Regions from separate parts of the Homo sapiens genome. Here all the other regions are linked to region 1. A link is a loop called in an ENCODE intact Hi-C map of the cell type or tissue named here. Cell type or tissue: PC-9. All regions are shown on one strand. Links, peaks and the distances in the headings refer to the core of each region. The heading gives the core; the rest is flanking DNA.

Region 1 (10,131 bases), core at 936-8,935:
TTTTTAGAAAAAAGAAGACCACAAAGAAGCTCCTGTTGTCACCTAAGAAATAATGGAGTAAAGAAAAGAAGTTACAATTGTCGGCTGTAGATGTGAAGACTAATTGAATGTTGAGAGTGAGGGAAAAAGGGGACCAAGGGGACTCCTGGACCTCAGGCCATTTCCTGCATAAGAACAGAGAAAAAGGAACAACTGGTATATGCCTGTGGGAGTAAGGTGGGGTGGAAATTTGAAGTTCAAGGATGAGGGCTGGGCTCACTTGAGGTCAGGAGTTCAAGACCAGCCTGGCCAACATGGCGAAACCCTGTCTCTACCAAAAATACAAAAATTAGCCAGGCGTGGTGGCAAGCACCTGTAATCCCAGCTACTTGGAAGGCTGAGGCAGGCGAATAGCTTGAACTCAGGAGGCAGAGGTTGCAGTGAGCCAAGATCGTGCCACTGCACTCTAGCCTGGCGACAGAGCGAGACTCCGTCTTGAGAAAAAAAAAAAAAAAGAAGAAGTTCAAGGATGAGACTACTGGCCAGGAGTTCCCTGGCTGACAGGCCATAAGAACTAAGAACAGAACCCACATCTTGTAACTTTTAAGTACTGTCCTCCTTCCACTGGGAACGTTGTAACTTAACAACAGCCCTTCAGGTCTATAGTCCAAGGGCAGAGCAGGCTTCCTGCTAGATGGGGATTTGTAAGATAGACGTGACTGAGCTGGTGACAGGGAGGCCTGAGGACAGAGGGCCAGTACTCCCTATCCTCATCCACCCTATTCCCCTGAAAACAGCTGTTATATTAAAAGCAAAGTGTCTTTTCTTTAGCTATGCTTCTTTCTATGCAGAGTACTGATGCCAGGTGATATATACATACTCATGAGGAATAGCAATAACTGGGATTTTTAAAAAATGTCTCCCCCTGCTATAGCCCCTTTCCAGCAATTTTGAGTATGCAAAGCAGGAGGCCAGCAACTCCTGGCTCCCTGAGACTTTCCCAGCTGTGGCTTCACCGTCCTCAGAAATTCCAAGAGATGCACGAAGCTTTCTTCTTTACAATATGTGAAAACAACAGACACCATTTAATGATGCTTACTACATGCTAGGTACTGTCATACCTCAACTCAGTTTATCTTCACAACAGCCCTAGGAAGTAAGTGTTAATATGTTCATTTTATGATTAAAGAAATAGAGATGCTAAATGCTAAGTAACTTGTCCAAATTACACAGTCAGTAAGTAAGAGAGTCTGAATTGGATTCTTAGGTCTAGCTCCAGAGACCACACTTCTTTTTTTTTTTTTTTTTTGAGATGGAGTCTCGCTCTGTTGCCCAGGCTGGAGTGCAGTGGCACGATCTTGGCTCACTGCAACCTCCGCCACCCAGGTTCAAGTGATTCTCCTGCCTCAGCCTCCCAAGTAGCTGGTACGACAGACATGTGCCACCACACCCAGCTAATTTTTTGTATTTTTAGTAGAGATGGGGTTTCACTGTGTTAGCCAGGATGGTCTTGATCTCCTGACCTCGTGATCCACCTGCCTCGGCCTCCCAAAGTGTTGGGATTACAGGCATGAGCCACCACACCCGGCCCAGAGACCACACTTCTAACCTATGTGCTATAATGCCTCACATAATGTGGGCAGGGTAGGGTACCACAGCTCTTGGGGAAGGACGTCAGAGAACACTGGATAGGAGTATGGAGTGTCAGGAGAATTTGCTTCTTGCCTGAGTTGTAGTATGTCACAGCTGGATGATACTCAAGGTATTAAATTCAGACCCATCATTTTCCAGATGGGTAAACTGAGGCCCAGAGAGACAAGAGAATTGTCTAAGGCTACGATGAGTTTGTGGCACAGTTAGAACCAGAGCCCAGAGGCAGGCTCCTAACAGATATTCTTTCTGCTCCAGCAGGACTACACCCATAAAACCATCAGACATTCAAATAAGCAAGCACACCATGAGGGTCAGGTCACCCTCAGTCTTCCTGTATCCAATGGAAAAACAGCCATTCACTTGAGCTACTTGAGATGAATGAGACAGTAATCCATGAAAATAGAAACAGGTGAAGATGAATGATAGTTTTATCCAGAGAAGAGAAACAGAAAGTGGCTGGGGCTGGGATCTGGTTGAGGGATAAGGGAGAAGCCAGCAAGCACTCCCCTCCTGGAACTTTACACATGGCTCTGAACTCACCCACATTAACACCATCTATATGAAGTTCAAAGATTTTCTACCAAAAAAAAAAAAAAAAAAAAAGGTTGCCTTGCCAGGTGCAGTGGCTCACACCTGTAATCCCAGCACTTTGGGAAGCTGAGGTGGGCAGATCACTTGAGGTCAGGAGTTCGAGATCACCCTGGCCAACATAGTAAAACCTCGTCTCTACTAAAAATACAAAAATTAGCCAGGCGTGGTGGCGGGCACCTGAAATCTCAGCTACTCAGAAGGCTGAGGCAGGAGAATCGCTTGAACCCCGGAGGCAGAGGTTGCAGTGAGCCAAGATCGCACCACTGCACTCCAGCCTGGGTGACAGAGACTCTGTCTCCAAAAAAAAAAAAAAAAAAAAAAAAAAGAAAGAAAGAAAGAAAAGAAGATTGCCTTAAAACTGGATGGGGAATTGGAAGCATGGGTTCCAGTCCTGCTCTGTGTCTAACTCACTCCATGGTATTAGATGGACCATGTCACATCTCCTGGCCTCAGGTGCCTTATTTAGACATAACCACCTTGTAAGGCCCTGCTGAGGGGACCAGCTGTTCCTGGAAGAATAAAGCTGTTCTCAAACGCCTGTACTTACCTGCAGGGGGAGTGTGACCTGGGTTTGGAGATCCTCTTAGGGGGCAGGGGAGGAGTTCATGCTGAGAATAAGTCATTGGCAGAGCAGCAGAGCCCTGGGGAACATCTGCCAGGAAAAGGCTACACCAGGGCATGGAGTGCTGCTGCTCAAGACACTGTTTAAAGTAACCTTCTCAGTTAGAAAGTAACAAATACTCACTGGGGACAGTTAGAAAATGCAAGAATAGAAACACACACACACACACACACACACACACACGCACGCACGCACATCTTCAGATATTACCACTGTGCATATTTTGGACTTTTTTCTTCTCAAATCTGTTTTCCCTCTGTTATAGACTGAATTGTGTGCCCCCAGAATTCCTATGTTGAAGCCCTAATCCCTAATGTGACTAATACCCTGTTTGGAAATAGGGCTGTGAGGGAGGTAATTAGGATTAAATGTGTCATGTGGTGGGGCCCTAATCCAATGGGGCCAGTGTCCTTACAACAAGAAGAGACCCGCAGAGCTCTCTCTTTCCACCACGCACAGAGGAAAAGCCATGTGAAGACACAGCCTGAAGGCATCCTTTCTCTGATTCGGAGAACTAGTGACTGAGACTGTGTCTGCTGGCCCAAATCAAGAAGCCCCAGAACTCATGATTGCCATCATGATTAAATTTTAGCTCCAATTATGATATTAATAGACTGTATGGCAGGGGTTCCATCAAAATCACCCAGCTCACCATCGCTGGTTTTAGACCCGTTGTTGATGGAAATCTCGCCCACCTCCCACCCGCCCTGCCAACCCATCCAGATACCTGTCTTTCAGTATCTTGAGAAGAAAAGTTGGAGCTTCCAGAAAGCTTTGGTGATTTAAAGTGCTGGTGGCAAACACCTAGAACCAAATCCCACCTCTGTCGCTTACTTTCTGGGCTCCTGTGAGCAACTTAAACTCTGGGAGCCTGAGTTCTGAGGTAAAATGGTGGTTGGTGGTCATACCTCACAGGGTTTGCCATGAAGATCAAATGAGAGAAGGCATGTAAGACCCTTAGATGGTATATATAATATATTTAACAAATGGCATCAACTATTATTTCAAGATAAGCCCCACTGAGTAATCTGGAAATGTCCTGGTTGCAGTCCAGTCAGTGTGGACTGTTGCTAGGCATATAGGAAGTAGGTCTTCTCTCTCCAGCTAGCACAAAAGCTTCCAAGGAAGCCACTGGGTCTTCTTGTCCCATTGTCTCCTCTCTCAGGCCCACAGGGTACAGGAGGTACTGAGTTGAGTCTCACAGAAACCTTCTTACTCTTATAGTCAAAACTGCATTTATTTAAAGACCTGTCCATTTACATATATCATTTTTCCTGTTGACTCTCATAGCCACACCTGGCACAGAAGTGTCACATGCCTGACTAGGTCTGCTGGCCTGAAACCTAACAGTATGACACCATTCTCTATAAAAAGCCACCTTCTCAATAAGAAAAGTGCCTTTTTTGTTTTGCATGCCTTCATCATGGCCAAGGGAGGGGAGCTGAACAAATGTGGGTCCAGATGGCTTTAGAAGAGAGCTGCTAAAGCCAGGCGCAGTGGCTCATGCCTGTAATCCCAGCACTTTGGGAGGCTGAGGCAGGTGGATCACCTGAGGTCAGGAGTTTGAGACTAGTCTGGCAAACATGGCAAAACCCTGTCTCTACTAAAAATACAAAAAATTAGCTGGGCATGGTGGTGCATGCCTGTAATCTCAGCTACTTGGGAGACCGAGGCAGGGGAATCACTTGAACCCAGGAGGCAGAGCAGGGAGCCGAGAGTGCACCACTGCACTCCAGCCTGAGCGCAAGAGCAAAACTCTGTCTCAAAAAAAAAAAAAAAGAAAAAGAAGAGAGCTGCTGTCAGGAGACCTCTCCGTCTGGGAAAAGAACAAGCCACTCAGAGGCAGAATTCTACCAAAGCAACAGCTATTCTCTCAGTGACTTCTGGGTGCCAGATGTTCTCCTTGTGGAGTGGGGGTGGGGACCCCGTTTACTAATCCACAGAAACAGACACAAAATAGTTAGGATAACTGACCAGGACAAAAGATAGAGAAGACAGACCACCAGCTTTTTAGGATATCAAGGTAAGAAAGGGCAATGATAGAAAGTGTCCATCACAGTTCAGTACCACCACAAGTGCTGTCATGGAGCGGCCAGGACTCGAGTACGAAAGGAACAGCCAGATACTTAGTGTTGCTTACAGGAGGTGAGAAAAGAGAGCTGACTTGCCTAAGAAGCAGCAGGAAAGGCTCTCTTGAGGGTGGGTAGTGTATCCCGGGAAGTGGGCCACCTTCCTCGCAGCCCTGGCACAATGGTGCACAGAGATCTAGAAGTGTAATGGGAAAAAAATCTGCTTCAGTAGAAAGCCATGCATTTTCTGAGCACACTCTTCCTCCCTGTCAGATTCTGATTCCACGGGAGCTATTTCGCAACCCTTTGTGAATTGTAGGCAACTAATACATGTGCCTACTGGGCAGGATGCTGCCCAGGAGAGTTTCAATTGATTTCTCCCCTCCCCCTGCCTTATCTCACAGAAAAACTAGTTCAACTCCTTTACTCCAAATTTGTGTTGCTTTGACTTTTCCTTTGAACCAGTTGTAATATCTGCCTGGTTCCATCATACGAGTAAAATAAAATCTTCATGATGAATTCATTTTTAATATCTGTATGAGAGTCATCATCTTACCTTTTTTTCCCTAAAAATTATCCTTTAACAGAAGTTTTGCCTCCCTTCTGCTAGATGCCTCTCAAGTGGTCTCAAGCTGACTCACCTTCCCTGTTGGGATTTGGGAAGGTGGAGTCATTCGCAAACAGGCAGAGGCAGACATTCAGGTTTCAGTAGTGCCCATCGCTACTATTTACAAAGCACTTGCTGCATACCAGCCTCTGGGTGACATGCTCCACACATAGTAACTCCTTTGATCCTAAAAAAAAACCCTGGATAGTAACTATTCATATTTCTGTGTTACAAGTAAGGGAAATGAGGCTCAGAAAGGTAAAGTAAAGCAACTTGCTGAAGTCACTCACACAGGAAGTGTTGGGGGAGGGATCTGATCAAAGCCTGCCTGACTCCAGTACTCTTAATTCCCAGGCAACCTTACTTTGGCCTTAAATACAGTTTCAAATCTTTGCAGGACTGGGGTTTCGTTCTTCACAGTGAGGAAGACTGAATCATCACGAAGAAGTGCTCAGAGAGTAGGTAGCCTCCGCAGTCCAAGAGAGTGCTCAGGGAGGGCTCCTCCCCTCTCCCCTCTCCTCTTTGCTGCTGCCTGCTCACCTCCAGATCCTACCATCCATGTATCAAACAGAGATTGGTTTCTCTCTAAATTCATTCTCTTCAACCTCAAAGTAGCCCAGCATGGCCTGGAAATCCTACTCCATTCATCAGGTTTACTGACGGTCCCACTCACCTCAATGACAATTATAAATCTCTTTGTTCAAACCTTCTCTACTAAAACCTCTTTCCCCCTCAGCCTCCTTCTGACTTGGCCTTGCATGCCACTTTGCAGAGAAAATAGAAGCCCTCTCATCCTTCTAATACTGACTGCCTCCAGCTACACCACTCGCACCTTCTTCCCTCTGACTCCCGCCTGCTGGGGTTCATCCTCCACTACGCTTTGGCTCCACCACCATCATGTTGTGGGTAACTAATCATTTTCTCCTCTTTTTAGTATATTCACTTTCTCCCTCTATCAACTGGTTTCTCCCTGTTGATTTAAAAGAAAGCTTTTAAAATATACATAACATAAAATTGACCATTTTAGCAACTTTAAGTATTCAGCTTAGTACATTCCTATTGTTGTGTAACTATCACCACCATCTCCAGAACTTTTTCAGCTTCCCAAAATGAATCACAGTATTCATTAAACAACAATTCCACATTCCTTTCTCCTCCTAGCCCTTGGCAAACATCATTCTACTTTGTTTCTACTCCAGGTGTTCCATATAAAGTGGAATCATACAGTGTTTGTACTTCTGTGACTGTCTCCCCTACTGACATTTTTTCCAATTTAAAAATTGTATTAAAATACATATAACATAACATTGACTATCTTAACCATTTTTAAGTGTACAGTTCAGTGATATTAAGTACATTTGTATTGTTGTGCAACTATCACCACAAACCATCTCCAAAACTTTTTCAGTCTTGCAAAATTGAAACTCTATACTCATTAAACAGTAACTCCCCATTCCCCCTCCCACCTCACATTCCCTGGCAACCACATTCATATAGTATTTTGTGTGTGTGTGTGTGTGTGTGTGTGTGTGTGACTGGCTTATTTCACTTGGCATAATGTCTTCAGGGTTCATCCATGTTGTAGCCAATCTCGGTATTTTCTTCCTTTTTTAGAATAATATTTTATTGTATGTATAAACCAGCTTTTGTGTATCCATTCAACATCAACAGACACTTGGGTTCCTTCTGCAGTCCAGCTATTGTGAATAAGAGTAGTCTGAATATGGGGGTATGAATATCTCTTCAAGACCCTTCTTTCAATTTCTGTACATATACGCCAATAAATAAGATTATTAGATTACACGGTAATTCCATTTTTAAGTTTTTGAGGCACTGCCGTACTGTTTTCCACAGTGGCTGACCATTTTCCATTCCCATCAACAGTGCCCACGGATTCCGATTTCTGATCATAGAAGCCACCCTAATGGGGGTGAGGTGGTGCTGTGTTGTATTCTTGGGTTGCATTTCCCTAGCAAAAAAGAGTTGAGTCTCTTTTCATGTGCTTACTAACCATTTGTATATCTTGGAGAAACGTCCATTCAAGTCCTTTGCCTATTTTTAAATTGGGTAATTTGATTTTTTTTATTGTTGTTTGAAGAGTGTTCTATATATTCTGTACATTAATCCCTTATCAGATAGATGACTTGCAAATATTTTCTCCTATTATGTGTGGTGTCTTTTTACTCTGTTGAGAGTATCTTTTGATATACAATTATTTTTAATTTTCATAAAGTCCAACTTGTATATTTTTTCCTTTGTTACGTATGTATGCCTTTGGTGTAATAATGACGAAATCATTGCCAAATCTGATGTCATAAAGTTTTTGCCCTATGTTGTCTTCTAAGAGTTTTATAGTTTTTGGTCTACATTTAGGTCATAGATCCATTTTGAGTTAATTTTTATTTTTGGTGTTAGGTAAGGGTCCAACTTTATTCTTTTGCATGTGGATAGCCAGTTTTCCCAGTATCATTTCTTAAAAAGACTGTCTTTTCCTCATTGAACGATCCTGACACACTCATCAAAAATCATTTACACATATATACAAGACTTTATTTCTGGACTTTTATTCTATTCCAATGGTTTATATGTTTGTCTTTGTACCTCACTCTCTCGATTATTGTAACATATGTATTTTTTGAAATCAAGAAGTGAGAGAACTCCAGCTTTATTCTTATTTTTCAGGATTGTTTGGTTAATCGGGGTCCCTTGAGGTTTCATATAAATTTTAGGATAGCTTTTTCTATTTCTGCAAAAAAAGAAATATCTTTTGGATTTTCACAACGATTGCATTAAATCTGCATATCATATTCGGTATTATTGACATCTTAACAATACTTTTTTCAATCTGTGAACATGGGATGTCTTCCAGGTTTTTGTGTCTCCTTTAATTTCTTTCAGAACTATTTTGTAGTTTTCATTGTATAAGTCTTTCAACTCCTTGGTTAAATTCATTCCTAAGTATTTTATGCTTTTTTATGCTATTCTATTGTAAATGGAATTGTTTTTTAAATTTCCTTTCTAGATCATTCATTGTTATTGCACATAATAGAAAAAATGAATATTTTTTGGGTGTTGACTTCGGATCCTGCTACTTTATTGAATTTGCTTATTTATTCAATATTTTATTGTACTGTACCCATCCTTCTTCCTGTGATGAGGAAGGGACAAAGTAAGATGTGTAAGATTTCATCCCACTACTCAGAACAACGTGTCATTTAAAACTTCTGAATTGCTTATTTCTGGAATTTTTCATTTAGTATTTCCAGCCTGCAGCTGACCACAAATAAATGAAACTGCAGAGAGTGAAACCATGGATAAGGGGCTGACTTCTAATTTCAACTTCTAGCTGCCAAGTTACACAAGAAAGAAACTGAGCTGCACCTTTGGCCCCTCTCCCTTTACTTCTCACATCTAATGCGACATTAAAACCTGTTGACTGCAAATCGCAAGCAGCCCTTAAATACATTCTTTTCTCACATTCACCTTCACCCCTACTCTTGTGCAAGCTATCAGCGTATCTAACCCAGACTACTTGTAAGACCTTCCTAACTATGTGTCTTCATCTACTGCAGCCCCTCTGCTCAGATGAAAGCCAGTGATGGTTACAAAATGCAAATCTGATCATGCCATAAAGAAGATGTCTCACCCTGCTGGGTGAGGTGGCTCACGCCTGTAATCCCAGCACTTTGGGAGGCTGAGGCAGGTGGATCACCTGAGGTCAGGAGTTTGAGACTAACCTGGCCAACACAGTGAAACCTCGTCTCTGCTAAAAATACAAAAATTAGTCGGGCATGGTTGTGGGCGCCTGTAATCCCAGCTACTCGGGAGGCTGAGGCAGGGGAATCGCTTGAACCCAGGAGGTGGTGTTTGCAGTGAGCTGAGATCGCGCCACTGCACTCCAGCCCGGGTGACAGGCCAACCCCCCTACCCCCACTGAAAAAAGAAGATGCCTCGGTGCAGCACCATGGCTTGACTCCTTCTTGCTTTCAGCCTTGTCTCTCACCACATAGTCCCACATATACTCACCTCTTCCTGAGTCCTTCCAGTCCCCCATTTCCTTCCACACAAAACTGTACCCATGCTGTTGCCTCTTCCTGAAAAGCTCTTATCCCACCCTTTTCAACATCCACACATTCCTTCTACACAGCCAAGTACCACCTACTTAGGGATTCTGACCTCCTTGAATAGCTCAAATCTCCCCTTTCAGGGCTCTCCTAGTACCTTGACCACTCTCTTCTCTAGTTCTTTTTTGCAAATTTATTTATTTGTAAAACTATTTGATTGCATCATAAGAACAGAGGCTGAGCCTGTTTTGCTCACAATTGTACCCTCCCCTACCAATGTCTGCAAATATCAATAGTAAGTGCAGTTAACGTTTATTGATACATGTGCCAGGTATTGTTCTAAGTGCTTTGCACAGATTTTTCTTATTTACACCTCACAACAACCCTGTAAGGGAATTATTCTCCCTTTTTTAGAGAGAAGTAACTTGATGATCCTTCAGCTAGTAAGAGACAGAGCTGGATTTCAACCCCAAGCAGGCTAACTATAGAGTTTATGTACTGACTGCCACAGTCTACTCAATACTGAATACATTTGTTGAATGAATG
Region 2 (10,131 bases), core at 1,421-9,420, 100 kb before region 1:
AATGATAAAGAAAAAAATCTAAATCTGCTAAACTCATTAATTAAGATGTTGTGGGGAACTTTATAGTGGATGGGTCAGGCTGACACCATCTGATCTTACTGATCAATTAAGAAAAGAAAGGCAATCAGACATCACGTGTCTCCTAATATAACGCTGCAGGAACAGTCCAACACTAGCACTGAAATAGTCACATTAAAAAATCCAAATCTGGCTGGGTGCGGTGGCTCACGCCTATAATCCCAGCACTTTGAGAAGCCAAAGTGGGTGTATCACGAGGTCAGAAGTTCGAGAACAGCCTGACCAACATGATGAAACCCTGTCTCTACTAAAAATACAAAATTTAGCTGGGCATGGTGGCGCGTGCCTGTAATCCCAGCTACTCAGGAGCCTGAGGCAGGAGAATCGCTTGAACCCGGGAGGCAGAGGTTGCAGTGAGCCTAGATCGTGCCACTGCACTCCAGCCTGGGTGACAGAGTGAGACTTCCAAAAAAAAAAAAAAAAAAAACATACCTGATCAGGCCTGTAGATAGTCTAGAGGAAATACGAAGTATGAGGAAACGTCTCAGACAAAAACCACAAGAATGTATCACCAAAGTCCAAAATGTGAGCAATTCTACAAGATACATGATTTTTTTTCCAAATAAATAAATGGTAAAGAAGAAGAGGGGGAAGGAGGACTGCTATAAAGTTAAAAAGAATTGAGACGCACAACCCGATGTGATATGTGAACTTTCTGACTGAATCAAATCAACTATAAAAAGGCATGTTTGAGATAACACAGACAACTTAATTATGTACTAAATTAGATGATTTTAAGGAATTCTTTTTGAAGAATTATGAGGAATTATGAAGAATGATTATGAAGAATTTCAAGGAGTTGCATTTGGAAATTTGAAATTTAAAAAAAATTTTAATAGTAAAAACAAAAGCAGAAGGTAAAAGGGAATAAAACTGTAAATAAGATGGATCCAGGACTGGATTTGGGGCATAGATGTATACATGTGTTATAGGAGTACCACAAAACAAGCTCTATGTTTGCAGCTACCAATGTGAGAAGGGAGAGAAAAATAGTGAGAAAGTGCTCAGTACCTACTCAGCAAAAACAAACAAGCTTTTCAGGTAGAGCATCATTCTACTGCTAAGTCCTGAGCAAATCCTCTGCCCTGGATCATCACTTAAAACAAATCCAGGACAGCTTCCCTTTTTAATTTGATTGGCCAAATATTTAAATCCTTTACTCCATACCCCAACCACCTGAACTATATAAGACCAAAAGACCCCTCATCATTTAAGAAACATTTGTTGAACTCTACTATATTTCAGTATGTGTGGTAAGAGTAAAGTATTTATTTACAAAGAAGGCAGACTCTGCTGTCAGTGAACTTAGAGTCTATAGTGATTTGCTGGCATTCATACAACCATCACATCATGCCAAGATAGATAGGTCATGAGAGCGAATAACAAAGATCTCTGGAAGCGGAAGGATTCCTCTTCAAATTCTCAGGACAAGTTAAGGTTTCTTACAGAAACACCATAACTGTGTGTTGTTAGCACAAGATGGGTTTTGCTGGGGGTGACATTCCACATAAACCAAAGGCAGAGGTGGTCTGCACATCCTTCTGGGGTGCTTAGTACATGAGCTCCCCCCTTATCCAAGGTTTTGCTATCCATGGTTTCAGTTACTCATGGTCAACCATGGTTTGAAAATAGGTGAACACAGAGCAATAAGATATTTTGAGAAAGAGAGACCACATTTACATAATTTTTATTACAGTATATCTAATCATTGTTCTATTTTATTATTGTTAATTTCTTACTGTGTGTAAGTTTTGTTTGTTTGTTTGTTTGTTTCATTTTTTGAGATGGAGTCTTGCTCTGTCACCCAGGCTGGAGTGCAGTGGCGCGATCTCGGCTCACTGAAACCTCCACCTCCCAGGTTCAAGCGATTCTCCTGCCTCAGCCTCCTGAGTAGAACTACAGGCATGCACCACCACACCCAGCTAATTTTTGTATTTTTAGTAGAGATGGGGTTTCACCGTGTTGGTCAGGATGGTATCAATCACTTGACCTTGTGATCTGCCCACCTTGGCTTCCCAAAGTGCTGGGATTACAGGCGTAAGCCACCACACTCTGCCCACTCTGTGTAATTTATAAATTATCATATATCATATAATTTATCATAGGTATGTGTGTATAGGAAAAAACGTAGTATATTTAGGTTTCAGTACTATCTGCAGTTTCATGTATCCACTGAGGATCTTGGAATGTATCTCCCATGTATAAGGGGGGACCACAGTACAGAGACAAGCATTAAATTGGTATTTACAATTGACCATCAATCAGAAAAATTATACAAAAATTTCGATAGGCTCCCACAGTGGTAGAGATGTTTATAGGGTTCGAGGACCTTTAATGACTATTCTTCTCCTTCAAGTAAAACTGATAAGTTATTAGTTAGTAAGACAGTAGCAGCGGCTTTAGTTCATTTGGTAGTATTTGTCCAGCTCTTGAGGTGAATGTGGTCTCTGTGATGACTTTTAGAAATGTCAGATTTCTAGTAAGTCAAGTCTATATAGATTATTTTGTTTATGCATACATATATAACATGTGAGTTATTTGATTAAATGCATATATGCCTAAAAAGGTATATCCACATGTAAATATGTATTTATATGTATGTATGTATTACATATAAGCACCTAATTTGTATATACATCCATGGCGTTATTTTTAAAAACTTAATGAGATTGTCTATTCTCAGTGTCTAGAGAATTATTCAATATGAGCTCTGTAGCAACACATAAGTGATAAAGTCTATAATGTAATGGCATCTCTCGAAAGCCAGCCTTGGGCCCTGTCCAGGTAGCTGAAACATTTGGCTGCCCAGTGCTCCGGAGGATTGCTAAAATTAGCTAGAGAGAAAAGAGGCAAATATATCTTAAGGATGGCCGGGAGCTGAGTCTAACTTCACTTCTTTTCCAATAAAGTGACTGTCAAAAACCAAAGATCTGGGCTAAAAAGGGCTTCAGAAAGCCATTTGATTTCAGTTCCAGCTGAAGTGTGAATTTCTTGTACGGCACAAAATTAGTTATCTATTGCTACATAAAAAGTTGTCCTAAAACTTGGCTTAATTCACCCAAAGCAGTTATTATCTCAAAGTTTCTGTGGGTCAGGAATTAACACATGGCTTAACTGAGTCAGTTGTGCTCAGGGTCTCTCATCGGGATGCAGTTAAGATGTTGACCAGGGTCATAATGACCTGAGAGTTTGACTGGAGTCGGAAGATCCATTTCTAAAACAGCTCACTTGCATTGTTGGCTGTTGTTAAGAGGCCTCAGGTTTCTAATCTCATGGGCTTCTTCAAAAAGCTGCTAGAGCGTCCTCCTGACATGAAGACTGGTTTTTCCAGAGGCAATAATCTAAATACCAGGGAGGTAGAAACCACAATGTCTTTTATAACCTAGTACCAGAAGTAACACTGTCATTTCTGCAGTATCTTATTGGTTACATAGTTAATGCTATTCACTAAACAAGGTATGAACACCAGGAGGCAAGGATCCCTGGGTGCCATCTGGGAGTCTGGCACACTCACCCACAGGCCTCCCACTGTTGCTTGAATGCTTACAGTAATGGAACCTCATTCCACAAGGCAGCCTACCTTACCATTAGCCGCTCTGATGGAAATTACTCTCTTGCTTTGGGTTGTGATATGGTTTGCTTGTGTCCCCACCCAAATCTCACCTCGAATTGTAATAATCCCCATGTGTCAAGGGTGAGGCAAGGTGGAGATAATTGAATCGTGGAGGTGGTTTCCCGCATATTATTCTCAAGTAAATGAATAAGTCTCATGAGGTCTGATGGTTTTATAAATGGGAGTTTCCCTGCACGTGCTTTCTTGCCTGCTGCCATGTAAGATGTGCCATTGCTTCTCGTTTGCTTTCCGCCATGATTGTGAGGCCTCCCTAGCCATGTGGAACAGTGAGTCTATTAAACCTCTTTCCTTTAGAAATTACCCAGTCTTGGGTATGTCTTTATTAGCAGTGTGAGAACAGACTAATACAGGTTGTAAATATTATCCCGCCTTTTTAATTCTTCTCTGTATCGGGAGGCTGAGAAAACAATGCTAATCCTTCTGTGAAAAAAAAAAATAGTCCTTCAGATATCTGAAGATGGTAATTCTGTACCTTCTAGTCATCCTACTTCCACATCCTACTCCACCCCATTCTCCAGTTCCTTCACTTCTTTTTGTCTATGTGAGGAGCTTTAAGACAAGACTCCTTATCCCAAAATATTTATTTAAGAATAGGTGAGGGCACATGTCCCCTCCCCAGCTTTTCCTTCACCTGCTGTCCAGCCATTGTGTCAGTGTCCTCACCTCTCCTAAGCAGGTCATCTACCCTGGGGGAGTGCCTACATGCCATCTCATCAGCTACCAGAGCTCAATTTTCAACCAGGAGTTTCATCCTTCTTTAAAAAGGTCAACTGAATCCCATACAAATTTTATGTGGTAACAAGAGAAGGAAAAGAGAGCCCTGGCCCAGTAGGGCTTCTCATCAACTTCATGACCCACACTAACTCCAGTGATCACTAACCTAAGACACAAAGGTCTAAGCAATAAAGAACTCTGTCTTGGGGCAGTCTATATTCTAGGGTGATGGGAATATTTCTGTCTGCAATAATTTTCTATTTTACCATCCTATTTCCCTTTTTGTCACCTAGATTCATTTTTCTGCCCAGCAGTCAGAATGACAGCTTTGAAATATAATTTAAATCATACTGCTCCCCTGCTCAATTCTCCAATGGATTCACATCACTTTCAGAGTAATATCCAATTTTCTCATCATACATACAAGGTCTACCTATCTTTCCATCTCATCTCTTGCCACTTCAGCCTCCCTCACTCTGCTGTTACCATACTGACTTTCTTGCTGTTCTTCAAACATACCAGACTCTTTCCACCTCAACACTTTTGCCCTTGCAGTTTCTTTTACCTACACTCTTCCCTGGACCTTCCCATGTCTTGCTGTTACTTCATTCACAGTTCTGCATGTCACCCTCTGAGTGGTTTCCATAAATCACCCTATTACCCTCTATTTATTTACCATTAGTTCATTTTCATGTTAGTACTTATCACTAACTAGCATTATATTGCAGTAGTTGTTTGCCTATTTGCTTATTGTATTTCTTCAGTTTTGTTTTCTAATGCCAAGAACGGTGTCTGGCACTCAGTAACATCAGGTAAATAAAAGAATGAAACATCCATTAAAATGAATTTTCCTAGCCTGCTTTCTGAGTAGCGCTTGGTATCTGAGTTAGTGATATTATAAAATACATCTTTTTTGGTACCTGAGTACCTGCTAACTGTATCTTGGTAAATCTGTTCCATGCCAAATTTCTTTCTGTTCTGATGATTCAAACCTTAGCAGTCAGACAGAGCTGAACTTGGTCCTGGTAATAAAAGCCTTTCCCTTAGGAGAGCTCTTTGCAACTGAGAGATGTGGTCTCCTAACCCCCGAGGTGTAATTTGAGCAATCAGGCCAGGTGAAACCCGAGCTGGTAAGGAATAAGAAAGGATACAAATGATGATGTTGTTATGGCTGTTCTAAGACACAAGGGGGCAGCAAATCCAGCTCTTTATTTATTTAACGTGGTAAGAATTTTTTTTTTTTTTTCTCAACTTTTATTTTAGATTCATGGGAGATATGTGCAGGTTTGTTACCTGGGTATACTGTTTGATGCTGAGGTTTGGAGTACAAATGATCCCATCATTCAGGTACTGAGCATAGTACCCAATAATTATTCAACCCTTGCCGCTGTCCCTCCCTCCCCGCTCTAGTAGTCCCCACTGGCTATTGTTTCAGCTCTTATTTTTAAAGGTAAAACAGGAATTTTGACAACTATCATTAGTTATCAAAACTGATGGAGATGTTCAACAGATTAGATAAATCTATGGAGATTCAATCGATTAGATAAATCTCAGTATGTCCACACAATGAGTTTCTTCTGGAGGAATGCAGTAATAATTTTAGCTAAAATTTAAACCTTGGCCTAAGTTATAAAAGGACTGATAGGTCAAGGAGTGAGGGCTTAACTGTTACCAGGGAGACAGCCCGTGTGTCCTGTAGGGCCACTGGGAACTTCGTGAGGAGGTGAGCCGCAGGAGAACACGCTTTCTGAGCAGGAAGTGGGGCTTCTGTGGAAATCAGGATTGTCAGACGCTTAATCCTAATTGCCACCCCCTTGGGCCTACACACTGGGGCAGGGAACTTACCAAGTTGTCCATGTCAAAACGTACTTTGGAGCCCTCACTCTTAGCTCTTTTTCCACCCAAACTTTATAAAAACACCAAAAAGTTCAAAAATATTGAGTAATCATCTGTAATACCCCGAACAACAAGGAATAGTGTCATGAATGGACCAGAAACTTAAAAACATTTTTTTCAGGAAACGATCCAGATGGGAAAAGATTGCACAAAGTCTTGACCGACTAGTCACATGTGAAAAGAGGGCCTGAAAGAAAAGTAAATGAATAAACCCCTTCCCAGAACCTGAGAAAACCATCAGAATAGAGCAGAAAGGCTCAGGGTGAGGGCAGGGGTGGGCAGCTGAGGGGATCTGACTGAAGGAAGATGGGATAGAAAGTTGTCCCATTCCAGCAGGTATAGCTAAAAATAAAAATAAAAAAAATAGAAAGTCATGGAAAGCAACAATGTAATCATTGTAAACATAGTTATGAAACAATGTTAGGTTACTATATAATTATTGAGTGATAAAGTATGCTGCAAAAAAATCAATAATCTATATAACTTAATGCTAGACAAGCTTTATTGAGCAACTGCTATGTACGAGCACCATGCTAAGTGCTTGATATGCATTATCTCATTTAATCTTAATATAATTACCTACATGGTAAATTCCATGGTTATAGCCACTTAAAGGATAAAGAAACAAACTCAAAGAGAACTTGACCAAACCCACACAGCACGAAAATGCTACGTAGGCTGGTCTGACTCTGAAGCCCACGCTTTTAATGACTATAGGCAAGCCACACCTTGGCATCTTACTCTGACATCACCATATTCTCGCTGCAGCCCATTGCGACTAAACAAGCCACAACCTCGCCCAGGACTCCTACCTTCCAAGCACCTACAGATTTCTACCTTCAAGTTATGAGCCCAGAAATTCCCTTGGTACTTCATCCCTACTTCATACTACACACCTATTAATTTCATTCTTTCTTTCTTTTTTTAAGAGGGGGTCTCACTCTGTTGCCCAGGTTAGAGTGCAGCGGCATGATCATGGCTGACTGCAGCATCAACCTCCTGGATTCAGGCAACCCTCCCACCTCAGCCTCCCAAGAAGCTGGGACCACAGGTGTGCACCACCATGCCTGCTAATATTTTTTATTATTTTTATAGTGACAAAATACAAAATATTCCCTATGTGGCCCAGGCTGGTCTTGAATTTCTGGGCTCAAGTGGTCCTTCCATTTTAGCCTCTCCAAATGCTGGGATTACAGGCATGAGCCACTGTGCCCGGCCTATTAATTTCATGGATCAGAATTTTCCTACCCAGCAAAGCCTAGGATCTACTGACCAGCTTTAACAAAACCTCCAAGAGACCTCCACTGCTTCTCTCCCCATCTCTAACTGTTAAAGCAAATCCAACTTTCAGGGGCTAGCTCAAAAGCCATCTTTTCCCGGAAGCTTTCCTGATTCTCCCAGAAACAATTTTTCTCTCTCAACTCTGACTCCAGGAGTCACTTGTGGCTTTCCCTTATAGCCTTCATTCATCTAGATAGAGGTGCAGCATCACACAATCCTAGCAGCATGCACAGAGCCTATCAGAGAAAGCACTGGCTATAGGTTCGGGCTCAGCCATAGGTAGATTACTCATATGGTCCCAGAATTTGCCACTGTGCCCATCCTGATGGGCTCACATTAGCAATCATAATTTTTCTGGCTTAATGGATACCTAACCCAAGAAGCAGCTATATCAGGAAGACCACCTCAGCTGAGACATGGGCAATGTGGGATACACAGCACAGGACCTACCCACAACAGGGCCTCCTCTCAGCCTCAGCTAAATATGCATTCGGAATGGAGAATACTCACTGACCACATACATAGTCACTCCCTAGAAGGAGGTATAAGCAAGAGTATTCAGGAATCATTGCAAAGAGAATGCAAGCAGACTCGAATCTTCTTGTTGCCTACATAAGGCCAAGCTAAACGGTTCTTTGAGGCTGCCTGATCAATATTAGAGCTGGGTAACTCAAAGTTCAGAGGCCTGAGAGAGCACGACCATGGCAGCTGCTCCCTCATAAAATTCACCATTACCAGGATTTTTCAAGGGGGTGCCTTTGCACATGTGAGGGAGGAGAGAGGAGGAGTTAAGGGAAAAACAGTTTGCTCCACATGGACTCTGACTTCATGCAGCAAGGAGGCCCCACTCTGGATGCTCCTCAAGATGATCCCTCTCCCTGGGGGTGGGGTCCTGACTTCTTTGGCCTCTCTCAGCATTGTGAGTATGACGGCCAAGGTCATCCCCCTGCAAGCCTGGACCTATTAACACTGCCCAGAGGGGAGCAGCCGAGGGAGAGGCCCCGGAACAGGAAAAATGTCCCAGCTTCATAAACCCACAAGCCCAAAAGAAGGAGGTAGCAGCTACAGGACTTCACTGTTTTTTTGGCTAGGGTGGCTGGAGGAGATGGCAGATCACAGCAGGGGAGAAAGTAAGAAAGGAAAACGGGGAGAGGAAAGTGGATGGAGAGGAAGGAAGAAAATATAATAGTGATAAATGGGCAAAAGGGAAGACGGAAGGAAGGAGGAAAGGAGGGTCAAAAAAAGGAGCACAAATAAGAGGGAATCTTTAGAAAAAATAAAGCAGAGACTCAGAGGGAGAAACAGAGGGAGAAAGAGTAATAAAAAGAAGAAGAGAAGCCAAGGAACAGTCAGAAACAAGAACAATAGGAAGAAATAAAGGGGAGAGAGAGCAAAAAAAAAAAAGAAAGGACAGAACTTCACTGTCCTTCTTGGCCAGGGTGGAAAGAGCAAGGAACAGAAGAGCAAGAAGAAAGCCACTAGGGGAAGCAGAGGTAGGAAGGGCAGGAATGGAGAAAGAAGAAAGCAAGAGACAGAGTCAGAAAGACTGAGAGACAAAGAGAGACTTGGGGAAGGGGGAGGGAGAGTCCTTGAGATAAGTGAGATAGAGTGGAATGAAGAAAGGAGAGAAGAAAAAAGACAGTCTAAGAATACCAGAAAGAACCAAAGGGAGAAAGGAAGAGAAAAGAAAGAGAGAAAAGGGCAGAGAGCATGAAATAGGAGGAGAGAATTCAGAATGTGGAGACAAAAGGCCAGGGAGAAACAGGAAGCTAGAGAAACAGAAGCACAGAGGGAGAATTTGAAAGGGAAAATTTCTTCCCTTAACTCTCTACCTACACACCTGGACATTATCCCCTCCCAAGGGACCTCTTAGGAGTCAGTTGCCTTGATGAACTAAAGGGGCTTGAAAAAGTGTAGATAACAGGAGTGGGTGTTAAGGAGAAGAAGGAAGCGGAATGGGAATAACAAACAGAAAAAAGAGAAGAGCAAATGAGAAAGGGTTGGGTTAGAAACAAGATGCAGGGGCTTTGTCCACCCGCTGTCTAATTGCGACCCTGTCTGAGCCTCACTTTTCTCATCCATTAAATGAAATGCTTACTTTACTAATTTTTTAGGACAATTAAACTCAAGAATGTACATAAAGCACCTGAAATGCCACACTCTCTTAATGATTCTTTTTATTTTGTGGGTTGTAGTTCTGATGCCAACAATGAACTAGGTTACAGGAAAACAGGATCTCATCTTACTCACCTTTATATACCCATCACCTAATACACACCCTGTTACATAGATACAGCTAATGTGTGTCAAATGAATTGAAAAAAGACAGAGAAGGGAAGATACAGAACTCTTAGAAACAAAGAAGAAAAGAGAAATGGAGATAAGGGAGACAAAGAAGAAAAGAAATTTTTTTTTTTAATGGAGGAAGAGGAATAATGTAGAAGAAAGAGAAAAAAGAAGCAAGGAACTTTGCTTTGGTGACAACCAGGCAGCTCAGTACAGAGCTCCCACTCACAGTGAAATCTGTA
Region 3 (10,131 bases), core at 769-8,768, 220 kb after region 1:
TCTCTCCTCCTCTATTCTGCCTACCCATCATTCAAGGCCTAGCTGAAGCTCTGCCTCCTCCTTGAAGCCTTCATTCTTCATCAGGTCCACGGTGAGTATATTTTCTCTATGCTCCATACTTTGAATACTTGTTCACATTCAGTTTGACATTTTTAGAGTAGACTTTCTTGTAGTAACCACCAACAGAGCCTTGCACATTAGACATCTTACCTAGATCAAGAGTTCCCCAAAGGCAGGACTGAGCCTTTCAGGGGGTGTGCAGTAAATGTGGTTGAATGCCACTGGGTGAAATGGAAGTTAAGCAGACAGAAAGAGGAATCAGAATATGAATGTACTGGGAATAGGGATGAGGGTGAAGATGGGAAAGGGGATGGAAAAGGAGCTGCAGATGCAGCAAAGCCAAAGTCTTGGTTATAGAGGCACCATCTACACTCATCCTTGGAAGACCAACCCCAAATCACTTCAGGTTGCTTATGGTTAACATAAAAAAGCTTTGCTTTCTCCCTGTGTCTAGGCCTTAGTTAATAATGAATGCCTTCATATAGTTTATATCAGTGTAGGAGGTCTGTGATGAAAGAGGCCAGAAACATTCTTACCTGGATCTCCTTTCTCACCCTTCTCACCAGGGGTGCCATCTCTGCCATCACGGCCTGGGGCCCCATTATGGCCCGGATGCCCTGGGATGCCCGCCATCCAACCTGTGCAGGCCCCCTTGGGCAGGGGAAGCAGGACTCCGGGCCCTTGAGTCGTGGTTTCCTGGTCATGACCGGGCAGAGCTAATAGCAGTAGAACAGCTCCCAGCAACAGCATCCTGAGCCCTGGAATCCACATGTGCACTGTCAGCCATGGAGAGACAGACCCCACACACACACCCAGTTGGGACCTACAAAGGACTCCGTCCATCTCAGCAGAGTCTACTTCTAGGAGCTGCTTTCTAAGTATTCAACTTTTCCAGGAAGACTTTTCTGAATATTGCAGCCCACCTTGATCTCTTTCTGCCCTGAAATCTGTAATACTTAGCATTATTCCCTGTGTGTAGTCTCCTTTCCTCACCAAGATTATGAATTCAGTGATTGCACAGATGACACTCCTCTAATTTTCCCATGTCTGAGCACAGGACCAAGCACAGGGAAAGCTCCAAGAGTCGACTTGCCAAGAATCCATCCTTGGGTTTCCCAAGTACGATGACACAGATTGCTCCATTCAATGCTAACCAGCTTCTCTCCTCTGGCTCCTTTCTTCTTTTTCTTTCCCCCCTTCTCTCTCATTTTCTGTGTCTATTCCTCCTTCTTACTCTCTCATTCTCTTTCTTCCTCTACCCCTCTCCTGGGGCACATGTTTGACTATTGGGTATATTACATTTGCACACATGCACACACACAAACACACACAGAGAAAAAGAGAGAGAGAGGGAGGGAGAGACTCACCTTGTGTTAAGCAGACAACGAGAGACACATCATCCCATGAACATATCCCCTGGCCCTTTGTTTGCCTGAGCCATCTTTAGCTGCCCCTCCTCCCCTGTCTAATCTCTATTCAGCTTTCAGGACCCAGTTTGGATGTCATCTGTTTCAAGAAGTCCTCCTTGTTCTCCATCTCACTCCTTGGCTGGTTCTTTCCCCTCTGTGTTTCTCCAGTGCCCTGGTAATATGGTTTGGGTCTGTGTCCCCACCCAAATAGCACGTCGACATGTGTTGGAGAAGGGGCCTGGTAGGAGGTGACTGAATCATGGAGGCAGACTTATCCCTTGCTGTTCTCATGATAGTAGGTGAATTCTCACAAGATCTGGTTGAAAGTGTGTAGCACTTCCCCTATATTCTCTCTCTCTCTCTTTCTCTCTCTCTCTCCTGCTGCTGTGTGATGTGCTTGCTTCCCCTTCGCTCTTTCTTCCACCATGATTGTAAGTTTTCTGAGGCCTCCCCAGCCATGCTTCCTGTACAGCCTGTGGAACTGTGAGTCAATTAAACCTCTTTTCTTTATAAATTACCCAGTCTCAAGTAGTTTTTTACAGCAGTGTGAGAATGGATTTATACACCTGGCTTAGCTCTATCATTGCACTCTGCTGTAATTTCTGTTTTGCTCACCCATTTCTCCATTAAACAGCAAGTACCAGGGGACAAAGACTAACACACTAATAGCAGAGTAGGGACTAAATAAGCACTTTTATAATGAGGAAAAGAAATCATGAGAGAGCCAGAGAAAGGAAGGGAAGGAGGAAGGAAAAGAAGAAAGGAAGATAAAAAGGAAGAGTGGAAGAGGGAAGGAAGGAGGGAGGGGGAATGTATTTGAAATATGTATTCTGGAGCCCTAGCAAAGAGCTCAAGTGGCACAGGTAGTCAAAAGCCTCCCTGTCTCAAAATCATTCTTTGATATCCCCCTCCCAGAAAAGGGCCCAATACAGGTATAGGGACTTTTATCCCCTCTCAGATTCTGCCTCCGATCTTAGGGGGATCTTAGGCCTCCACCTCAGATTGCTGAGGTCTTAGTCTTCCCACTCTCACCAAGGAGTTGGGAGAAAGCATCTCACAGAGAGAAATAGGTCCTAGGATCCTGGATTAGAGGCATCACTAAGACCCTCTGTGGGTTAATGTGGTTAATCCCAAGAATCTGATTCTAAACAAAGTGTAGTCCATGTACTTTATTTTACCTTAAAAATTCACTATTTTTCATCAGTTTGCTTGTCTCTTCTAGATTATATGAAGTCTCCAGAATTAGGTTTGTCTTCAGGACAACTGAAGGTTTGTTGAAGACAAACCTACTCCTCTGTGAGGGATGGAAGAAAGACCGTGATTGGCAATCTCACCCCAAAAACATGGGCCTGGTATCTGGAATCCCACTCCTATGCCCCATTACCTGGGGTTCTATACTACCCTCTTCACGTGGCACATCCAACTCATCTTTCATCTTTATCATATATATGAGATAAATTTTGTATATACATATAAACTATATGTATATATTACATATATAGTTCATTAAAAATAATAGTTATATAGTTCTTTGGACATGACAGAAAAGAAAACAATACTCAACTCCAAGAATGTCTCTGTTTATTTTTAAACATAGTGGAATCATACTTTATGTAAAACTTTATTCCTTTATTTTGTCTTTGGCATTTTCTAGTTTTTATAATGACTATTTTTAACGTCTCAGAGTGAGTGCTAGTCTAGTAAGTGGATATAATCAATATATATTTGACCATTTATATTTCATCAAACTTTTAGCATATTTTCATTTTAAAATATTATTTTATATTCTGTAAGAAATTATACTTTGATTTTTAAATAATATTTTAAATATCCTTAGGCATGTAGCTTTCCCCAAGATTATTATTCTGTTATGACAGATTCCCAGAAGTAAATTACTGGACCAAAAGGTATGCACATTTTTAAGTCTCCTGATACATATCCCCACATGGCAGCATATGTTATACTGCCAACCAGTAGTACATCATTAGTGTGTGTATAAAAGGGCATACCTTAACTACCCTCATCAGCTTTGGGTATTATAAAAAACATTTGTGTGTTGTCAGTTTAGTGAGCAAAGGAAATAATGGTACCTCACTGCTCTAGTTTGCTTTTTTTTTTTTTTTTTTTTGAGAGAGAGGATTTCACACTGTCACCCAGGCTGTAGTGCAGTGGCACAATCTCGGCTCACTACAGCCTCCACCTCCCAGGTTCAAGCGATTCTCATGCCTTAGCCTCCCAAGTAGCTGAGATTACAGGCATGCACCACCACACGCAGCTAATTTTTGCATTTTTTAGTAGAGACGGGGTTTCACCATGTTGGCCAGGCTAGTCTCAAACTCCTGACCTCAGGTGATCCGCCCGCCTTGGGCTCCCAAAGTCCTGGGATTAAAAGCATGAGCCACCACGCCCAGTCCTTGCCTCTAAGTGTTAAACAGTTCTTATTCATGCTAAGATTTAGTAAGTATTCAATTTTCTTCTGTTTTTTTCTATTGTTTGATATAGTTAAAATTTCACTTTTTAATGTAGCTCTGATTTTTTGTTTTGATGTAAGCTGTGACCTAAGGTACTCAAATGATTTCTCCCCACTTGAAGACTAGCTGTTACAACACCTTTAATTGCATTAATTTTTTCTCTCACTATAGATCTGATGCATCATTTATCAAATATCAGGTTCTAATATGATCTTATAAGTAAAGTAACCATTGATAATGAAATGGCAGACAGAGAGAAGAGAGACAGAAACAGCAACAGAAACAGGTGCAATCAGACTCAGGTGCTGCCCCTTTAGGTGTCATGAGTCTTTATTTAAGACCCACTACCATCATTTATATGTACATTTGTCGCCCTCTACTGAATTTGAAGAATTCAGGAGAGTGTTCTCAATAGCTTCTGGAAATAAAATGAGAAACAGCTTAGGTTTGACTAGTCTCAAGATAAGAAAAAAGAGGTGAGCTACATGAGAAGCCAAGGGGAGACCAGCAAAGCCCCTTTTGCATTTTAGGAGAATTCTTGTTCTGAGACTTTACAGATTTCATGCATCTTTAAACTTCCTCACTGCTTGTCACCTCCACCCTTTCTTATTATGGCTTTGGCAATAAAACTCCTGAGAAGAACTTTGAGCTCCATGCATGTTTTTCTCCAGAAATGGGAAGAATCTGTGAGGCTCCATCCTTTTCTGCTGGGAAACAGGAGGAGAGAATCCAGAATATGTGAAAGCCCCAGAGATAAAGGGTGACGGGGGGCTTACCCCAAACCTTGGAGAGAGGGCAAACTCAGGGGTCTCTGGAGTTTTCTGGCTCCTCCCCCTTTGTCAAAAATAAAGATCTCTTTCTCCTACCCTAAGGGAACACTGTTTGTCCCCAAACTTCAGTATTATGGACAGATTTCTCCACTAATAGGTGCGATCAGCCTGGGTTCCATGACAGTGGCACGGGGTAGAGGTGCCAAAAATACAAGAGTGTGATTAGCACAGGAGCCTCAGAAGTTTCCAAGACCAAGAACGGACTCTGATTGTAAAAGAAAGTTGCATTCCAACTTAATTCTGGGTGGGAAACCAGCAATTAATAACAATTGAAGGTCAGTGCAAACGTGCCTAATTTTCAAAAAAATTTTCAAAATTATTTGTGTTCTTTTTTATTTTACTTATTTATTTATCTGGAGATGGAGTCTTGCTCTGTCGCTAGCATCTTGCGCTCTCCAAGTCTCAGGAGACACATTAGAGTCAAAAGCAGGGCTTTGGGAAGATTAGGTAAAATAAGTTTTGAAAATGCCACATGAAAATGATACTCCAAGGAACCCTCACCCATGTCAGCGTTCTCATGTTCCTCATCTCACATAATCCCGTTTAGCGGATTAGGAAGCTGAGTCTGAGAAGCTCCGTGTCATGCTTTCGGAGGCACCGTGATGCGATGGAAAGCTCACCGATTTGGAAGTCAGAACAGAGTCTCTCAGGGATCGTTTCCTTAATCTCTCAGTTTCCTCATCTCTAAAGTGGGGGTCATATATATAAAACGACAAACATATAAAAATACCTATTTTTTTAGATATTGCCATTGTTACACTTTGCTTGTTACCCTTCCTTCCTTCCTTCCTTCTTTCCTTCCTTCCTTCTTTCCTTCCTTCCTTCTTTCCTTCCTTCCTTCCTTCCTTCTTTCCTTCCTTCCTTCCTTCTTTCCTTCCTTCCTTCCTTCCTTCCTTCTTTTCTCTCTCTCTTTTTTTTTTGTTTCTGAAGTGGAGTCTCGCTTTGTGGCCCAGGCTGGAGTGCAATGGCACCATCTTGGCTCACTGCAACCTCCGCCTCCTGGGTTCAACTGATGCTCCTGCCTCACCCTCCCAAGTAGCTGGGATCACAGGAATCCACGACCACACCTGGCTAATTTTTTGTATTTTTAGTAGAGATGGGATTTCACCATGTTGGCCGGGCTGGTCTCAAACTCCTGACCTCAAGTGATCCGCCCGCCTCGGCCTCCCAAAGTGCTGGGATTACAGGCATGAGCCACTGCGCCCGGCCTGTTACACTGTATTTCTATCAGAAAAAAATTATTACTAAGTAATAGTGAGTACTATGATCTAAAACTCAATTATGCCTAAAAAGAAAACTTTTACAAGGATCAACAAGCTAAATCTCAAGTGTCACAATTCTTTGCCTTTGTAAAATGCTATTTGTTGTGTCCCTGTGGGCTTAGCATGGCACTAAAAGTTCCTAAGTCTCAACTCTGGTTATGTGTCATTTAGTGACTCAGGAATCTGCTTAATTGTTTTTGGTCACAAAGCTTTTGGCAACGAAGGAGTGATGAAGCTAAGCGCACCCTTGAAGTGTCATAAAAAAAAATGAGGTAGTATGATCAGCTGTACAGTTAGAGCAATAAAAAGTCCAGGCAGACCTTCTGATTCACCATAATCAATTTAAGATTTCTTAATGTTTCTTTCCTGGCAGCATACAAAAAGGCAAAATTAATAAATAACATAGTTGTTGTATAACAAATTTTGTTACTTTTTATAAAACAAAGGGATCTATTTTATCTGTATTAAAATTAAAAATTTTGTGGACTTTAAAAAATTTTTAAAATGCTATTTATAAAACCCTTTTCTCACCTAGTGTCTCATTCGATTCTCACAATCATTTTGAGAGACAGGATAGGGTAGAATAGGGAGCACGGGCTCTACGGTCTTGGTGCTTAGGCACAAATCATTTGTTCTGACCTGTAATGCGTTTCAGTGTTCTGTTTGTTGGAAGATCAAATGGTGTAGTCTGTGTAAAATGCTTAGAATGGTGTCTGGCACATGTCAGTGCTCAGTAAATGTTAGTGATGAGTGTATGCATTTTAGAGATGAGGAAAGGGGACTTCAGAAAGGTTAAGTGGCTTTCCAAGATCCCAGAGCTACACAGAGAGGAGTCGGAAATTAAACTCTGATCTTCAGAACCCAATAACAGACTCTTAGACATAGTCCAGGAGGAGAAAAGTATCGTGGTCACACATCCTGCCTTTCAATATGCCACCCCATGGGGTGAGGGATACAAGAAAAAAGTAGCATAAAAAGACTTCCACTGTAATCCCAGCACTGGCTTTCCTGGCAAACCTCGCACAGGCATGGATTCATCTGCTTTTAAAATTATACCAGGGGATGACCGTGATGTTCTCAGGATCCTAAAGGGCCATACTGTGATCATTTATCTTCATGTTAAAGTGTATGAGAAATTTCACTTTGACCTACTGGAATTTCAGTTGCAACAGCAGAATCCTGTGAAATGCAAGGACAGGGTCCCCTCTGGGACTGGCAGGAGGCAGAGCCGTGTGGGGGAAAGAGATCACCAAACCTGGTGCCAACTCTTCCAGCAGAAAAGGGCATTAAAGCACACAAAATTGGCCAGGCACGGTAGCTCACACCTGTCATCTCAGCACTTTGGGAGGCTGAGATGGGTGGGTCACATGAAGTCAGGAGTTCAAGACCAGCCTGGCCAATATGGCAAAACCCCGTCTCTACTGAAAATACAAAAAAATTAGCTGGGGGTGGTGGTGCCTGCCTGTAATCCCAGGTACTCAGGAGGCTGAGACATAAGAATTGCTTGAGCCTGGGAGGCGGAATTTGCATTGAGCTGCACTCCAACCTGGGTGACAGAGCAAGACTCTGTCTCAAAAAAAAAAAAGTATACAAAATCCTCAAATGTCAGAGCCAAAAGGAGCCCCAGAAATCACCTCACCCCTGCCTTGCTTTTACAAATGGGAAGGCTGAGGGGAAGGAGTAGGAATGCACTTATTAGAACCTTATAGAAGCCAGTTCCCATGCTAGATTTTACACGTTATTTATCTTCATCTTTACAATAACTCCATGAAGGAAGGAAATGAGCCCAACTTCAGAGATGAGGAAACTGACAGATTAAGGAGATGATCCCTCAGAGACTCTGTTCTGACTTCCTAACGAGTGAGCCTTCCATCACATCACGGTGCCTCCGAAAAAGCACTACACGGAGCTTCTCAGACTCAGCTTCCTAATCCGCGAAATGTGATCATGTGAGATGAGGAACATGAGAACACTGACACTGGCGCGAGTTCTTTGGAGTGTAATTTTCATAAGGCATTTTCAAAATTTATTTTACTTAATCTTCCCATAGCCCTGCTTTTGACTCTAACGTGTAGGAGAACCTGAGACTTGGAGAGGGAACGATGCTAGCTAATTCAACCACTGGATTGAATTATATCAAACTCCCATTTTTAAAAGTCAAAATGGGCCGGGCGCAGTGGCTCATGCCTGTAATCCCAGCACTTTGGGAGGCTGAGGTGGGTGGATTACCTGATGTCAGGAGTTTCAGACCAGCCTGGACAACATGGTGAAATCCCGTCTCTACCAAAAATACAAAAATTAGTCAGGCGTGGTAGCGGGCACCTGTAATTCCAGCTACTTGGGAGGCTGAGGCAGGAGAATCACTTGAATCCATGAGGCAGAGGTTGCAGTGAGCTGAGATCGCGCCACTGCACTCCAGCCTAGGTGACAAGTGTGAAACTCTGTCTCAAAAAAAATAAAAATAAAAATAAATAAAAGTCAAAGTGTAGAATATTGGCAGTTTCACACGGTGCAACCCAATAATAAATGGCATAACCAGGAATCAACTCAGCTTTGCCTAGCTCCCAGGAGCTTTGCCCGAAAGCCTTCACTCAGCCCTGGGAGAGCTGTCAATATCTCCATGCCCAACACACACACATACCCGCACCCATACACACACCTCCACCTATGCACGCGCACACCCACACACCACATCCACACATCCACATACGTACGCACCACCCCCCCCCACACATACACACCCATCCAAATGAGTGTGCGCGCGCGCACACACACACTCACACACATACATACTGTCAAGGAACTAATAAAACAGAGCATCCCACGCACCACCACATTTTTAGGATAAGTCTCTCTCCACATGATTGAATTTCTGATTGAAATTCCTGATTGAAAGTATCTCTCCAAAAGACATCACCTCTTGACTTTAGCCGTATGTCTGGGACCACCGGTCCACTGGCTTGACAAGGAGTAGGTGGAAAGTTTGTCCCTACAGCCACCTTAAAAAGAGCAAGCATATAATCCCAGCCTTTTGGGAGGCTGAGGTGGGAGGACTGCTGAGCCCAGGAGTTTGAGGCCCCCCAGCCAATATAGTGAGACCTCATCTCTACAAAAAATTTTTAAAAATTAGCCAGGCATGGTTGCACACACCTGTAGTCCCAGCTACTCAGGAGGCTAAGATGGGAGGGTCACTTGAGCCTGGGAAATCGAGGCTGCAGTGAGCTGTGATTGCACCACTGCACTCCAGCCTGGGTGATAGAGTGAGACCCTGTCCCCAAAAAAGACAAGGAGCCAGTCTTGTGTCTATTTTTTTTTTTTTTTTTTTGAGATGGAGTTTTGCTTTTTTTGCCCAGGCTGGAGTGCAATGCTGTGATCTCAGCTTAAGACTCCTCGGCCAGGCGCAGTGGCTCACACCTGTAATACCAGCACTTTGGGAGGCCGAGGCAGGTGGAATATGAGGTCAAGAGATCGAGACCATCCTGGCCAATATGGTGAACCCCATCTCTACTAAAAATATAAAAATTAGCTGGGCGTGGTGGCGCATGCCTGTAGTCTCAGCTACTTGGGAGACTGAGGCAGGAGAATCGCTTGAACCTGGGAGGCGGAGGTTGCAGTGAGCTGAGATTGTGCCAAAAAAAGACTCCTCAAGACTTAAGGAAGAGTGGCAGCAGGGACTGCTGAGGAAGCTGCCGGGCTCCCTGTGTACCACTGGCCTTCATGAACAAAGCTGACACCATCATGCTCCTTCGGACATATTCTGCTAGCATAAAGGGACCCCCATCTCCCCAACCGAATTAGGCAGAGCTGGCCTTCCTTCTAGCGGAGTTCCTAGGAGTGAGTTGGTGCCACCCCTTGTGAGGCTTGATCCAAAAACCAGAACCTCTCCAGACCAGGGATCCATGTCCTCTAACACAAGAGGGGCAGACCTAACCTCTAAAATCCCTCCCACTCTAACCTTCAGCATCCACAGCTCAAAACAACCAGGATGCCTCAGAAACAGCACTCACTGGGGCGAGCAGGATTAGGCTTCAGAAAAACCAGGTAGATCCAGTTTCTTCTGTCAGAAAATGTTTTTTTTTAATTACAATTTTTCATAAGT

The links. Hi-C counts contacts between places; a loop is a spot of excess contacts. Peaks named below come from ENCODE experiments on the same cell type or tissue, not always from the same donor. Only the 100,000 strongest peaks of a DNase experiment are listed, where the experiment ranks them.
Region 2: a loop joins it to region 1, with 6 times the contacts of the local background. A loop is called at or near these places in 2 of 110 quality-filtered maps.
Region 3: it touches region 1 in a loop (3-fold over the local background); 20 of 110 quality-filtered maps call a loop at or near these places.

Annotation. Positions count from the first base shown.
Region 1 is chr3:187,059,499-187,069,629 of GRCh38, reverse strand. The region is part of intron 5 of ST6GAL1 (ST6 beta-galactoside alpha-2,6-sialyltransferase 1); the gene reads right to left. Among named protein-coding and RNA genes, the nearest start is that of RPL39L, 75 kb to the left of the region's middle. RefSeq lists a silencer at 2,820-2,869 and an enhancer at 3,817-3,996. In PC-9, for the core only: CTCF peaks have their summits at 5,722, 6,532, 6,831 and 7,193; DNase peaks (open chromatin) are centred at 5,239, 5,649, 6,679, 6,909 and 1 weaker place; H3K4me3 peaks cover 2,865 bases; H3K27ac peaks cover 4,623 bases.
Region 2 is chr3:187,160,738-187,170,868 of GRCh38, reverse strand. No RefSeq gene overlaps it. Among named protein-coding and RNA genes, the nearest start is that of RPL39L, 26 kb to the right of the region's middle. RefSeq lists an enhancer at 1-26. In PC-9, for the core only: CTCF peaks have their summits at 5,389, 5,589 (motif pointing right) and 9,222; a DNase peak (open chromatin) is centred at 5,498.
Region 3 is chr3:186,843,738-186,853,868 of GRCh38, reverse strand. ADIPOQ (adiponectin, C1Q and collagen domain containing) reads right to left here. Exons shown (of 3, transcript NM_004797.4): 2 at 597-818. The coding sequence starts at 810. It overlaps ADIPOQ-AS1 (ADIPOQ antisense RNA 1), which reads left to right. Exons shown (of 4, transcript NR_046662.2): 3 at 1-91; 4 at 627-1,983. Among named protein-coding and RNA genes, the nearest start is that of ADIPOQ, 6.1 kb to the right of the region's middle. RefSeq lists a silencer at 5,145-7,963 and enhancers at 8,029-8,076, 819-10,131. In PC-9, for the core only: CTCF peaks have their summits at 4,101 and 4,303 (motif pointing left); a DNase peak (open chromatin) is centred at 4,328; H3K27me3 peaks cover 724 bases.